Regions from separate parts of the Mus musculus genome. Here region 1 is linked to region 2. Evidence: chromatin contacts called from ENCODE POLR2A ChIA-PET data. All regions are on one chromosome and are shown on one strand. Each heading gives the region's core, a stretch centred on a gene start or an enhancer-like site at or near the end of the contact. The rest is flanking DNA. Distances are from core to core; before and after follow the strand shown. Region 1 holds the start of Ssh3 (slingshot protein phosphatase 3). Region 2 holds the start of Pold4 (polymerase (DNA-directed), delta 4).

The links. ChIA-PET counts read pairs that join two places held with the same protein, here RNA polymerase II (POLR2A).
Region 1: POLR2A ChIA-PET joins it to region 2 with 14 read pairs in embryonic stem cell. The contact joins the promoter of Ssh3 here to the promoter of Pold4 in region 2. POLR2A ChIA-PET finds 5 or more read pairs at or near these places in 3 of 5 experiments (Patski and embryonic stem cell).

The regions. Positions count from the first base shown.
Region 1 is chr19:4,265,217-4,270,782 of GRCm38, reverse strand. It overlaps Ssh3 (slingshot protein phosphatase 3), which reads left to right and starts at 1,550. Exons shown (of 14, transcript NM_198113.3): 1 at 1,550-1,768; 2 at 2,198-2,238; 3 at 2,805-3,036; 4 at 4,146-4,261; 5 at 4,337-4,408; 6 at 4,611-4,676; 7 at 4,785-4,973; 8 at 5,080-5,173; 9 at 5,363-5,491. The coding sequence starts at 1,703. It overlaps Ankrd13d (ankyrin repeat domain 13 family, member D), which reads left to right. Exons shown (of 15, transcript NM_026720.2): 15 at 234-603. The coding sequence ends at 447.
Region 2 is chr19:4,229,679-4,235,365 of GRCm38, reverse strand. Pold4 (polymerase (DNA-directed), delta 4) reads right to left here and starts at 3,473. Exons shown (of 4, transcript NM_027196.4): 1 at 3,178-3,473; 2 at 2,814-2,903; 3 at 2,507-2,618; 4 at 1,732-2,152. The coding sequence starts at 3,274. The coding sequence ends at 2,128. It overlaps Gm45928 (predicted gene, 45928), which reads right to left. Exons shown (of 4, transcript NR_132309.2): 2 at 2,814-2,903; 3 at 2,507-2,618; 4 at 1,734-2,152. All of the region lies in intron 2 of LOC102631992 (a long non-coding RNA gene), which reads left to right.

The DNA.
Region 1 (5,566 bases), core at 301-2,800, 37 kb before region 2:
AGGAACTGTGTGTGGGTCCCTGGCTGCTGGTGATGGGTGGGAAGCCAGGGAGTTCTGATCCAAGGGCTCCATGCCTTCACATGGCAAAATGCTGCTTACCGTGGGGAGCATGAAGAGCCAAAAGAGGGCCTGCTTGTCTCTGTCCCTGACACCTTGTTCTCAAAATTGCATGGGCTTGGCTCCTCCCCAAGCCTTCTCACTGGTCTGCTCTCCCCTCAACCCTTACCCTGAAGGGCCCTGCAGGAAAGCCTACAGCTGTCCACAGAGTCCAGGGGTCCAGAATCTCCTCAGAAGACACCTCCATCCCCTGCACCCCCAAGCTTTGAGGAGCAGCTTCGCCTGGCCCTGGAGTTGTCTTCAAGGGAACAGGAGGAGTTGGAGCGACGGGGTCAGCAGGAAGAAGACGACTTACAGCGGATCCTGCAGCTGTCACTCACAGAGCACTGAGTTGCCTGGCCTTGGGACGGCTCCCCAGGGCCATGCCTTCTGCCTGGTTTTGTAATTTATTTATTTATAAACTGTCTGCTGCTGAGCTTGGGACCTGGGCACTGAAGATAGGCTAGCAGTGAGACTGAGGTGGAAATAAAGAGACCATCAGCAGTAGGCTTGCTGTCCTGCGTGGTCTGGAACCAAGGGGACACTGGATGGGGTTACTGATGGGTAGTCCTCGCTGGAGCTGGCACTGAGCAGCTTTGGAGCCTCCATTTCTACAGCTAGAAAATAAGACCACTTCTCACGGGGCAGGAGTTCCTGGAGATTCTGAAATTTCCCTGGATGCTACCCCAACCCCAGGTTCTGCCTGCCACCCAGCCTGATGGTCCATACTCCCGCTGGGCTGGGTCTTCCTATTCTACCTACTGGGGGAAGCTCCCACCTCATCCCCAAAACTCAGGCACAGGTTCCCCCTGTTTCAAGTATTTTCTACCAGAATGAACCTTTAAGCAAGTCACTCTCTGGGGAAGGGGCTCAGCCCTGTCCTAGTCACCCCTAGGGTGGACCTGAAATGCGTACAGGTATTGGGGACTATTGCAAAAATTCCAAAAAGGCCTTCTGTTCTCCCAGATCTTCTCAAGAGTAGAGGAATGACAGCCAAGCAGAAAAGAGAGCAAGTTTGGAATGGGGTGGTAGATTTAAGACCCATTGCCTCCCAGGTATGGTGGCGCATGCCTCTAATTCTAGTGCTTGGGAGGCAGAGGCAGGTGGATCTCTGGGTTTTAGGCGACTTGCTCTATATAATGAGTTTCAGGTCTGTCAGCTACATAGTGAGACCCTGTCTCAAAAACAAAACTGTTGCCCTTGCTCCTTCCTTTCCAAGAAACCATAGCATAAACCAAACAGTGGGGGTCCAAGTCTTACTGGGTGCAGCAAGAAGGGTTGAAAGCCTTCTGTGGGCAAAGCGACCAAAGCAGGGAAAGTGAGGTCTGGGCTCACCTGCGCCACGCCCTTGACCACGCCTCTAGCGCGGTCGGGGCGGGGCAAGCTGAACCGAGACCGCAGGGGCGGGGCCGCTGTCGCTCGGTACCAGCTCTACGCGACCAGACTGGTCATGAGTCGGGCCCTTTAAGGGCCGCTCCCGAGGAGGTGCCAGGCCCTGGTGGCTCCAATCTCTTCTTCCTGGTTGTGCGAAGGCAGGGACTGACCGTAAGGCTGAGGGAGGGGTCGTGCCGGGTGTTCGCCCAGGTGTTCCGGGCCTGCCTACCTTATGGCGCTGGTCACAGTGAGTCGCTCGCCGCCGGCAAGTGGCCACTCCACGCCTGTGGGACCCACGGTGAGTTTAGCTTGGTTTTACGCTCTTACAGTTGGCTGCCAAGGTAGGCCTTAGGGAGCAAGTCCTGCCCCTAGCAGACGGCTGGGAGTAGGCGGAGGGGGACCTTGAGTCTCACGTTTTAAGGCACTTGGGAGGCCCTGAGGCTCCCAGGAGCTCGACGTAGGTAGATGCGGAATCCTGAGAACCGCCCGGGTCTGTTGAAGCCCAGATCTGCCCAAATACCTCCCACACTCTGCAACCCCCTATCCTTGCAGCACTGCTGTACCTGGACTTAGGCCGGGTTTCTCTGGGGCCTGTTGGAGGGGAGCGGCTTCAGAGGAAAGAGATTTCTTTTCCACCTAGCGCTCCCTTGTAGGAAGAGGAGAGGCTTTTGGGTGCTTCCTGTCCTGGAAGCTGCTCTCTTACTCTATTCCCGGGCTGCTTTCTCAGCAGGACCGAGTGGTAAGACGCAGAGGCCGGCTCCAGCGCAGGTGAGTTCTGTCTGACAAATGCTTCCTTATAGCCTGTGGCCTAGCTGCTGCCATTGTGGACTCCTGATGTCTTGCTTGGACCAAGGACTCACTTAAGTATTGTCAGATAAACTCATGCTTAGGTGGGAGGCAGATGCTGTGGGTGGAGCTGGCAAACATCACATCTCTGGCTTGTGGAAGAACCAGCATGGTTAACTTAGCCCTGGCCAGTAGATGCTTTCACACATTACCTGGACCTTGGCTCGCCCAGTAATCCCAGGACCAAGGGCAGGATGGGACCTGAAGGAGTATAAGTGCTTAAACAAGTTTATAGCATCTGAGTCCACCCCGAAAAGGAACACATTCCAAAGGTGCAAAACAAGGTGAGGAGGAGCCTGAGAGCCCAAGGCTGGCTCTAGGTGCCTACCGCTATCAGGGTCCTGGTTACAAAAGTGCAAACTGTGCCTCACTCCGGCCCATCTGACTCTGGAGAGCGGGCCAGCAGCCCACTTCCGCCAGCCAGGGGACTCAGCCTCCCTAAAGTTTGAAAACCTATGACCTGAACCATGTCCCCATCGCTCTGCCAGGCAGAGTTTTGCGGTGCTCCGAGGGGCTGTCCTGGGACTTCAGGATGGAGGGGACAGTAATGTTGCATCTGAGGCTGACTCTGAGCCAATGGAGGAACCCTCAGGTGAGGAACAGCCCACCGAGGACCAGACTGACAAAGGGCAAGGACTCCAGAGTCCCTGGAAACAAGTGCAAAAGCGGCACCTGCACCTCATGGTGGAGCTGCTGAGGCCGCAGGATGATATCCGCCTGGTAAGGAACCACCCGGAGCTCATGTCTATCTAAGATCAGTGCTATGAGATCTGGGGCCACAACAACTCTGCCACTTCATCTAGAGACAGCAAGGCAAGGGCATATCTGTCTCTGGAGGGCTGGGAATGGACAAGGGAGGTTTGTCCCCTGTGAGCCAAGAGCTGGGGTTATATGAGGGAGGTCTCTGTTAATCCACAGGAGGCCTCTGTTGATACTAGTGAGTTGCCCAGAGATGGACTCATACTCCCAGGGTTGTGTAGTACGCCTTGGCAGCTAAGTGCCAGTCAGGCGACCAGAGCACCCAAGAAGTCTGGGATCCCCTGGAACCTAAGGGCCAGCTCCAGAAAGTGTGTGGAGGCAGACACTTCTTGTTGGCAGCAAAGAATGAAGAAGATTCGAGCTTTGGAAAAGCTGTTTAGAACAGAAGCCCTAGGGTTTTGTTGTTTGTCTTTTTTCTTACATGTTTTGGTGTTTTGCATGCATGTATGTCTGTGTGAAGGTATCAGAAGCTTTGGAACTGGAATTACAGACTGGTGTGAGCTGTCATGTGGGTGCTGGGAACTGAGTCTGGGTCCTCTGGAAGATTAGCCAATGCTTTTAACCATTGAGTCATCTTTCCAGCCCCAGGAATGTTGTTCTAAGCCATTATAAGATGAAATCTTTCTAGCATGTGTGAGGCCCTACATCTAATTCCTAGCACCACAAAAACAAAGATTAATATCTGTGGTAGGAGGCATTTCTCAAATAAAATATTTGCTAGTAGCAGGGCTAGAGAGGTGGCTCAGGGGTTAAGAGTTCTGACCGTTCTTCCAGAAGACCCTTAGTTCAGTTGTCTCTTGAAGGCCGCAAGAAGGATGGCCGCCTTCTCACTCAGATACTCTCTTGCGGAAACTGCCAGAAGTAGCACAGTTTTGGGGGTCAGACTTCAAAAGACAGTTTGTTGAGTCACAAACTGCAAAAAAGGAGTACCACTATATTCTCCAGTAGCCACTGATCTTCTGTCTAGGAATTGGTGGTACAGGGGCTGTCAAGATGTGAGCTGTGTCCATGTGGAGTGAAGAAACAGATCCTGGAGCTCCTATAATTCAGGGCCTCTTCCATCTTTCTAGGCAGCCCAGCTGGAGGCAGCCCGACCCCCCAGACTTCGCTACCTGCTGGTAGTATCCACGGGAGAAGAACTGAGTGAGGAGGCCATCCTGCTTGGGGTGGACTTCCCTGACAGCAGGTAGGAGCAGGGAGAGAAGGGTTGGGCCAAGGCTGTGAGGTGCTGAGGAACAATGGCTCTCCTGTCCCCTGCCAGTTCCCACAGCTGCACCCTGGGCCTGGTCTTGCCCCTCTGGAGTGATACCCAGGTGTACCTGGACGGCGATGGGTAAGAGGCAGCAACAGGAGGGGAGAGAGAAGAATGGGGAGGCAGGCATTGAACAGTGGGGCGGTGCTGGGACCTACTTTCTTATACGTTATGATCTTGGGCAAGTCACCTAACTCTGGGCCTCAGCATCCCCATATCTGGCAAATGAACAGGTTCTCTGAGAGCCTGGTATTTGGTTCCACCCTCCCTGGGTCTCCTGCAGGGGCTTCAGTGTGACATCTGGTGGTCAAAGCCGAATCTTCAAGCCTGTCTCTATCCAGACCATGTGGTAAGCGCTGCAGAGCCCTAACCTTGGGCCAGGCTCTTAGGTGGCAGCCAGGCCCAGGAGAGGGAACCAAGTAGGACTGAGTGACTTAGCCCCTCTTTCTTGTCCCAGGGCCACACTGCAGGTATTGCACCAGGCATGTGAGGTAGCTCTAGGCAGTGGCCTTGTGCCTGGTGGCAGTGCCCTTGCCTGGGCTACTTACTACCAGGAGAAACTCAACTCTGACCAGGGTTGCCTCAATGAGTGGATGGCCATGTCTGACCTGGAGTCCTTTCGACCACCTAATGCTGAGCCTGGACAGTCAGTACCAGGGCAGGGGTTGGGGGATGGGGAGGAGGAGGAGGAGGAGGTGGTGGTGGTGGTGGTACCTCAGTGAAATGGCCTCTTACTAAAGGATCACTACCAGGGCTTCAGAGCAGGAAAAGATGGAGCAGGCGATCCTGGCTGAATTGTGGCAGGTGTTGGACACCAGTGACCTGGACAGTGTCACTTCTAAAGAGGTGGGCAGGGTGGCTGGGCCCAGAGCCTGAGACTCGCCTTTCCTTGGGGCCTTTCTCACCCTGCTTTCCTCTAGCACTAAGCCAGTCCCAATCCCTGACTTCAGTTCTGTGTAGATGGGTCAGGGTACTGTCCTCAGAGGCTTCACGATGGAGCCTCTTCTCTTGCCTGACCCACTTCCACCCCTGAAGATCCGTCAGGCCCTGGAGCTGCGTCTGGGATGTCCTCTCCAGCAGTACCGTGACTTTATTGACAACCAGATGTTGCTGCTCATGGCCCAGCAAGACCGGGCCTCTCGCATCTTCCCCCACCTCTACTTGGTGAGTGCAGGCTGTAGGAGGTAGGGACCAGATCATCAATGTAGCTGCTATGAAGGGTCCTCTAGCAGAGGCAAG
Region 2 (5,687 bases), core at 2,224-4,723:
GACAAGGTCTTGCTATGTTGCCAGACTGGCTTTAAAACTTTAGTCCTGAATCCGGTTCCAGAGTGTTGGGATTACAGGAGATCAAGCACCCATGTGCCAGCTCATTCTTGCTGACCTTAAATGCCATTTGAAATTTCCCCAAAGTTATATCTCAAATCTAGACCTCTCCGGAATTCCAGATTTACTGTATCTTCTGCCTACATCCCATCTTTACTGGGATACATTGCAAGCACTTCAAATGTAACATATTGACTGGGGGTGTAGCTCAGTAATGGAGCACTTGCCTGTTATAGGCAAGACCTCAGGTTCCACCCACAGCCCCTCCCCAAAAGCCAAAACATCCAAAGCTCTTTGTTCCCTTCCTACTTTCCTCTTCCCACTCCTCCTCCTCCTCCCTCCTCCTTCCTCTTCCTCCTCCTCCCTCCTCCTTTTTCTACTACTATGGGATATCTGATCTTCCGGTCACTCAAGCCCAAATCTTTGGAGTTATCCTTGGCTCCTACCTCTTAAATCCCAGTCAGTTGTCTCCTCAAAATAAAATCTGGCTACTTCTCAGCAGCTCCATTTCCCCTCCCTGCTTCGAACCACATCCCTGTCACCTGTTCTCCGACAGGTTTTGTTAGCCTTGCTGAGCAGAGCCGTTTCACCACCTGTCTGCTTTCCCAACTCCATAGACTTTCCACCCACAGCTGCACTTGTATTTTCAAAACATAAGTTCAATGTTGTCATTCCTTAAAGCCATCCATATCTCTTTTCACTCACTGTAAAATCCAGATTTCTTATCATGGTCTACAATGCCCAATGGGACTGGCCTGCTGCCTGTTTGGCCTCATTCCCTTCTGTCTTCTTGTCTCCTTGTCTCCTGAGTTCCGACCTTCACATGCTTGTGTGAACAGTCTGAAAATGTTCCTGCCATTGAGCCTTTCTTGTCATTCTTTCTGTCTGTAACACTTACTCAGGTGTGAGCCCTCTCTGCCTTCCTTCTTTGTGTCTCTCTTTTCAAAGGCTTTTAAAACGATGGAGCCTTTCCTATCCTACTCTACAAAATATCTTGTTGACATTTTCTAACCCCCTAAAAGCCTCTCACCCTAATTTTACTTAATGCTGACCACCACATGACATAACTAGTTTCCATGATTGTTTTGCCTATATTTTCAGTGATATTGACACCCCATGGGATCTATAGTAGCAGGAACTTAGTAGCTGTTCATAAGTTGGGCATATTAGGCAGATTTTCTGCTGGCTGGTCAGGGAAGGAAACTTAGAGTGAGTTTCTACCAGGGAATACCAGAGGCCACTCAGCTTTTGAAAAGACTGCCTTAGAAAAATAGATATGGAAGCCTTGTGGTATAGAAACACAAGCCTTTAACCCCAGCACTTGGGAGACAGAGGCAAGTAGATTTCTGTGAGTTAGAAGCCAGCCTGGTCTATATAATGAGTTCTAGGACAAACAGAACTACATAGTGAAACCTTTTCCCCATTAATTAATTAGTTAATTAATTAATCACTTTACATCCCAGTCACAGCACTGTCCCCCGCCCCATATTGGGACCCTTTAATCTCAGCATTCAGGAAGCAGAGGCAGGCAAATTTCTGAGTTTGTAGCCAGCCTAAGTAAAGAAAAAAAAAAAAAAAAAAAAAAAAAAAAAGCCTGTAGCTGGCTCTCCAGCCCACTTACAGTTTGGGAACTGCCGGCTAGATTAGAGCATATTAAGAGATGTAAGGTCAGAATCTCAGGCTTAATGTACTTTATTGTAAGCATTAGTGAGCTCCTTGATCCAATAACTCACTCATCTGTGCCCTCAGCTAGATGCCCAAGGTGGGCCCTTTAGGTTATCTGCCGACATCTGGTTTATGCCAGCCTGTGCTGGATTTGCCACACCGTAGGTCAGGGGTGTGGCGGGTGGGCATCTGGTGGTCATGATTAGGGCGTGGAGGTGCTCAGCTTCACAGGTCCCAGGAGCTTCAGCAGCCTGCTGTTTAGATGGAGAAGAAGCTGAACCAGGAAGACCTCCACAGTCAGCCTGCTGTTTCTCCAAGGTTGGAATGAGCAGAGCAGGCCATGATGTCTGTCCTGAAGTTCTTGGTGGCTAGGAGGTGCCCAGAGAAGGACAACGTGGGGGTACCTCAGAGTGGGTAGAGATGCCACAGGCTGTGGAAGACAGGGTGGGAGAAGGAAGTCATAGCCACATCAGTTCTGTTCCTTGATGGACTGTCTCTAGTTCTTACTTACTTACTGCCTACAATCCTGTGGCTCTGGTGAACACCTCAGGACTCATGGATAGCTCCATGGGCCCTAGATATACCCGTCCCCCACCATCAGCTCATAGAGGTAAGGATCATTATCGAGATCTATCTCGAGCCAGACTCTTCTTGCTTGACAGGAAGGACCGTCTAAGTCTGTTCCCACTTCTCCAAGTCAAGGTAGCCCCTACGTAGACCAAGAGGGTGGCAGCTCCTGGAGAAGTCCCTGGTTCCCCTGAAAGCTGTCCCAGCCTATCCTGACCTGCATTGGAAGTGAGGGTCTTCAGGGTGTGCCTTCAACACTTGGTACACCTCTAGGGGGGGCTTCAAGCCCATCTGCTCTGCCCGACTCCAGCGCTGCAGCCTTGTGATACCTGCCATCAGGAAAAGAAGACAGGATAGGCAGGAGAATCCAGGATAGTGGACATGGACGGCAGTTTCTTGAGCCTCCATAGTCAGTTTCAGGAGACAGTGTCCAAGAGCTAGGCAGGATTACTTTTGAGACACATTGATAACAGAACTGATTCAGAGATGTGCCTGATGGGAGGGACTGGAAATGGGGTGCTCACCTGTACAAGGCCCATACTGCCAGGCCAGGTCAAACTGCCTCAGCAGCTCCAGCTCTGTTTCCTCCTGGCTGAGGGACTGGGTGTCTTCCCCTGCAATAACATGTGGTGGCTCCTCAGGCACATCCAGGCCTTTGCCCTACCCTGGACTTAGAGCTGTGACTCTATATCCTGGCAATCTCCCCACCCATTTGCCTTTGCCATCCAGCAGACAGACAGCTCATCGGAAGTGCGAGACATGCTAGCTTCCCTTTTTAGCCAACACACACACACACACACACACACACACACACACACACACACACACACAGAGTCCTTTCTGGTCACTTCATGTCCACTCTTCCTGCCACCCCCACATTTTAGAGACCTAGCTCGGGTGCCAGCTCTCCCTTGCTGTGCCCAGGGGGCCCCTCCCTCTTCTTCACAACAGGATAGGAGTCAGTGATGAACCGCTTCCGACCCATGGCGGCCACCCAGGCAGGCGGAGCAGGAGGCAAAGAAAAGGCAGGGCAGCGGGCCTGTGAGAGACAGCTGCTGAGAGTGAGAGAGGGGGCCAGAGAGAGATGGGCCAGCAATGGACAGACAAGTTGACCCAGACAAGCAGAGAGAGGAAGTCCCTAGGTTCCAGGGAATGACGCCTGTCTTCCGCCCCCACAAGCACGCAAACATCAGAGACCTAAGCAAATGGCAAACGGCCTTTGCGGGGCGGGACCTTAATTCTAGCCAATGGCAATCGGCAGAAGACGGGGGGCGGGGTAGCTGCTGCTGCGTTTCGAGTGAGGAGGGGTTAGGCGGAACCAAGAACCTGTCAAGATGCCCCAGACTTCACCACCTCCTCGGGTTTCTCATTGGTCCACTTGGGTCCCTTGGGACATATAGAGAGTTATCCTCGGCCTCTCACTTCCCGTTTTTCCTTCCTAGGCAAATGTTCTTTTCAGCCTCACTAATCCCCATGGCCAGTTTTTAAGTCCCCTGAGAACCTTTTTCTCCTGCCGGTTGGCCCTAGAGCGCTGTGGGATCAGATCTGTAGGTCCAAAGAGAGTTTGGACTAGTCCAGGTCCTTCCCTGCTGCTCTTACTGGCCCCAGGAGACCTTGCTGGAGAAACTCATGAGCTCAGAAGGCTCCTTTCTCACAGTCTGCTGGCAGAGCCACTGTCCACCCAGCCCAGGCATGCGGTTGCTGTGGCCGCTGTCAAGTCCCACAGCCTGCCTCTGTCCACTTTGCTAGTCAGGAAGATTCCATTCCAAGCAGGACGCCAGAAGTATAGTCTCCATTCTCCATGGGTTCATATCCCCAGTTCTTAACTGACAGATCTGCTCTGTTTTTTTGTTTTTGTTTTTTTCTGAATGTGTATCATGAGCAGAAAATAATTTCAATAAACCCAACCCTCATATTGGACTTTCCATGTGCCGAGTTCTAAGCATCTCCCACATGCTAACTCAAAATAGATATCAAAAGAGTTTTTTTGCAAGTGGGAAGTGTAGGCAAATTGTGATCAGTGCTCTTAGTAACAGCTACTGTGTAACTAACTAGCTTCCCGTGTGCTGCAGAAGTGCTCTTAGTAACAGCTACTGTGTAACTAACTAGCTTCCCGTGTGCTGCAGAAGTGCTCTTAGTAACAGCTACTGTGTAACTAACTAGCTTCCCGTGTGCTGCAGAAGTGCTCTTAGTAACAGCTACTGTGTAACTAACTAGCTTCCCGTGTGCGGCAGAAGCTCCCAGGCTTGCGCGGTAGAGAGAGGGACATACACAGTCGTTAGTCCTGGACAGGAGAGCAGGAGCACGAATGCCTTAGAGCTGGAGGAGAATGGTAGGCATTGGGAGAAGACCTCAGGAGGTAATTGCTGTAAACAGCGTCTCTCAATTCTCTACCCATGACCTTTGTTTTGGGGCTCCTGTCATCACTGACTCACCCCTACTACCACCTCCCCCTCACCAACTTCCTGGCAGCGGGTGAAAATGCTGGCCCGTGGGAGTCTGGGAACCAGCACTTGGACTGACCCAGCACTAATCACCCTCTGGAGAGCCCATCCGGTTCTTCCTTCCAGGGGTGCAAGGATGGCTGGTTGGAGGCCTTTGCCCTCCTTTTTGGAAGCTCTGTGATCTGGCTTAGGAAGCACTCGGCTGGCCTCCCGTGTGTGTGGAGGCAGAGAAGAGGACCCCTCCAAAGAGAAACCCACCAGTGGTGGGCAGAAGGTTGTGTCTCCAGGGACCTCCTCTTGCTAGCCTTCCCCCATTAGCTTCTTGAAGAAGAAGGAGCTGCAGGCACACTGCAAAGACCTGGAAGGCCTTTCTGGGACCCATTGTTTGGGGTGGCTCAGGTCTGATCCCTCCATCTGTCTCCTGGACATCTGGGAGAAGAGACCCTACAGAGTTGGGAAGGGGGACAGGGAGAATTCTCTACTAGGCAGGGAAAGGCACAGGCATTAGGTCTAGTGAGGCTCTATAGTGGGTAGCTCCTAGGCTCCGTGGGACTGACCACCACTCCTCCCTAAGAAGGCCTCAGATATTCTGGGGCTGTTCCCAAAGGTATGTGGCACCCACTTCCTGAGTCCACAAAGCCCTGAGGGAGCAGGGAAGCCTGGGTGGGGCAGACCCCTCCTCATTCCTGGTCCCTCCCACCCCTGAAAGCTGATAGCCGTGGGGCCTGCCACCGCCCAGGGAGCGTGAAATGGGGTGTGCCGCTGGGCGGCCACAGCAGCTCCCTCCACTGCCTGCGCCTAGTCGCTTGTCTCCTTTGGCAGCTCCTGACACCCTGACCTGCTCTGTGGATCTTGGCTGAGCCATCCCTACCTGCCCTCCCTTCAGCCCCCACCCCAGATCTGCCTGGCTCAGGTCCAGGTAGCTTCTCCAACACTGACTGGAAAGATACCTCC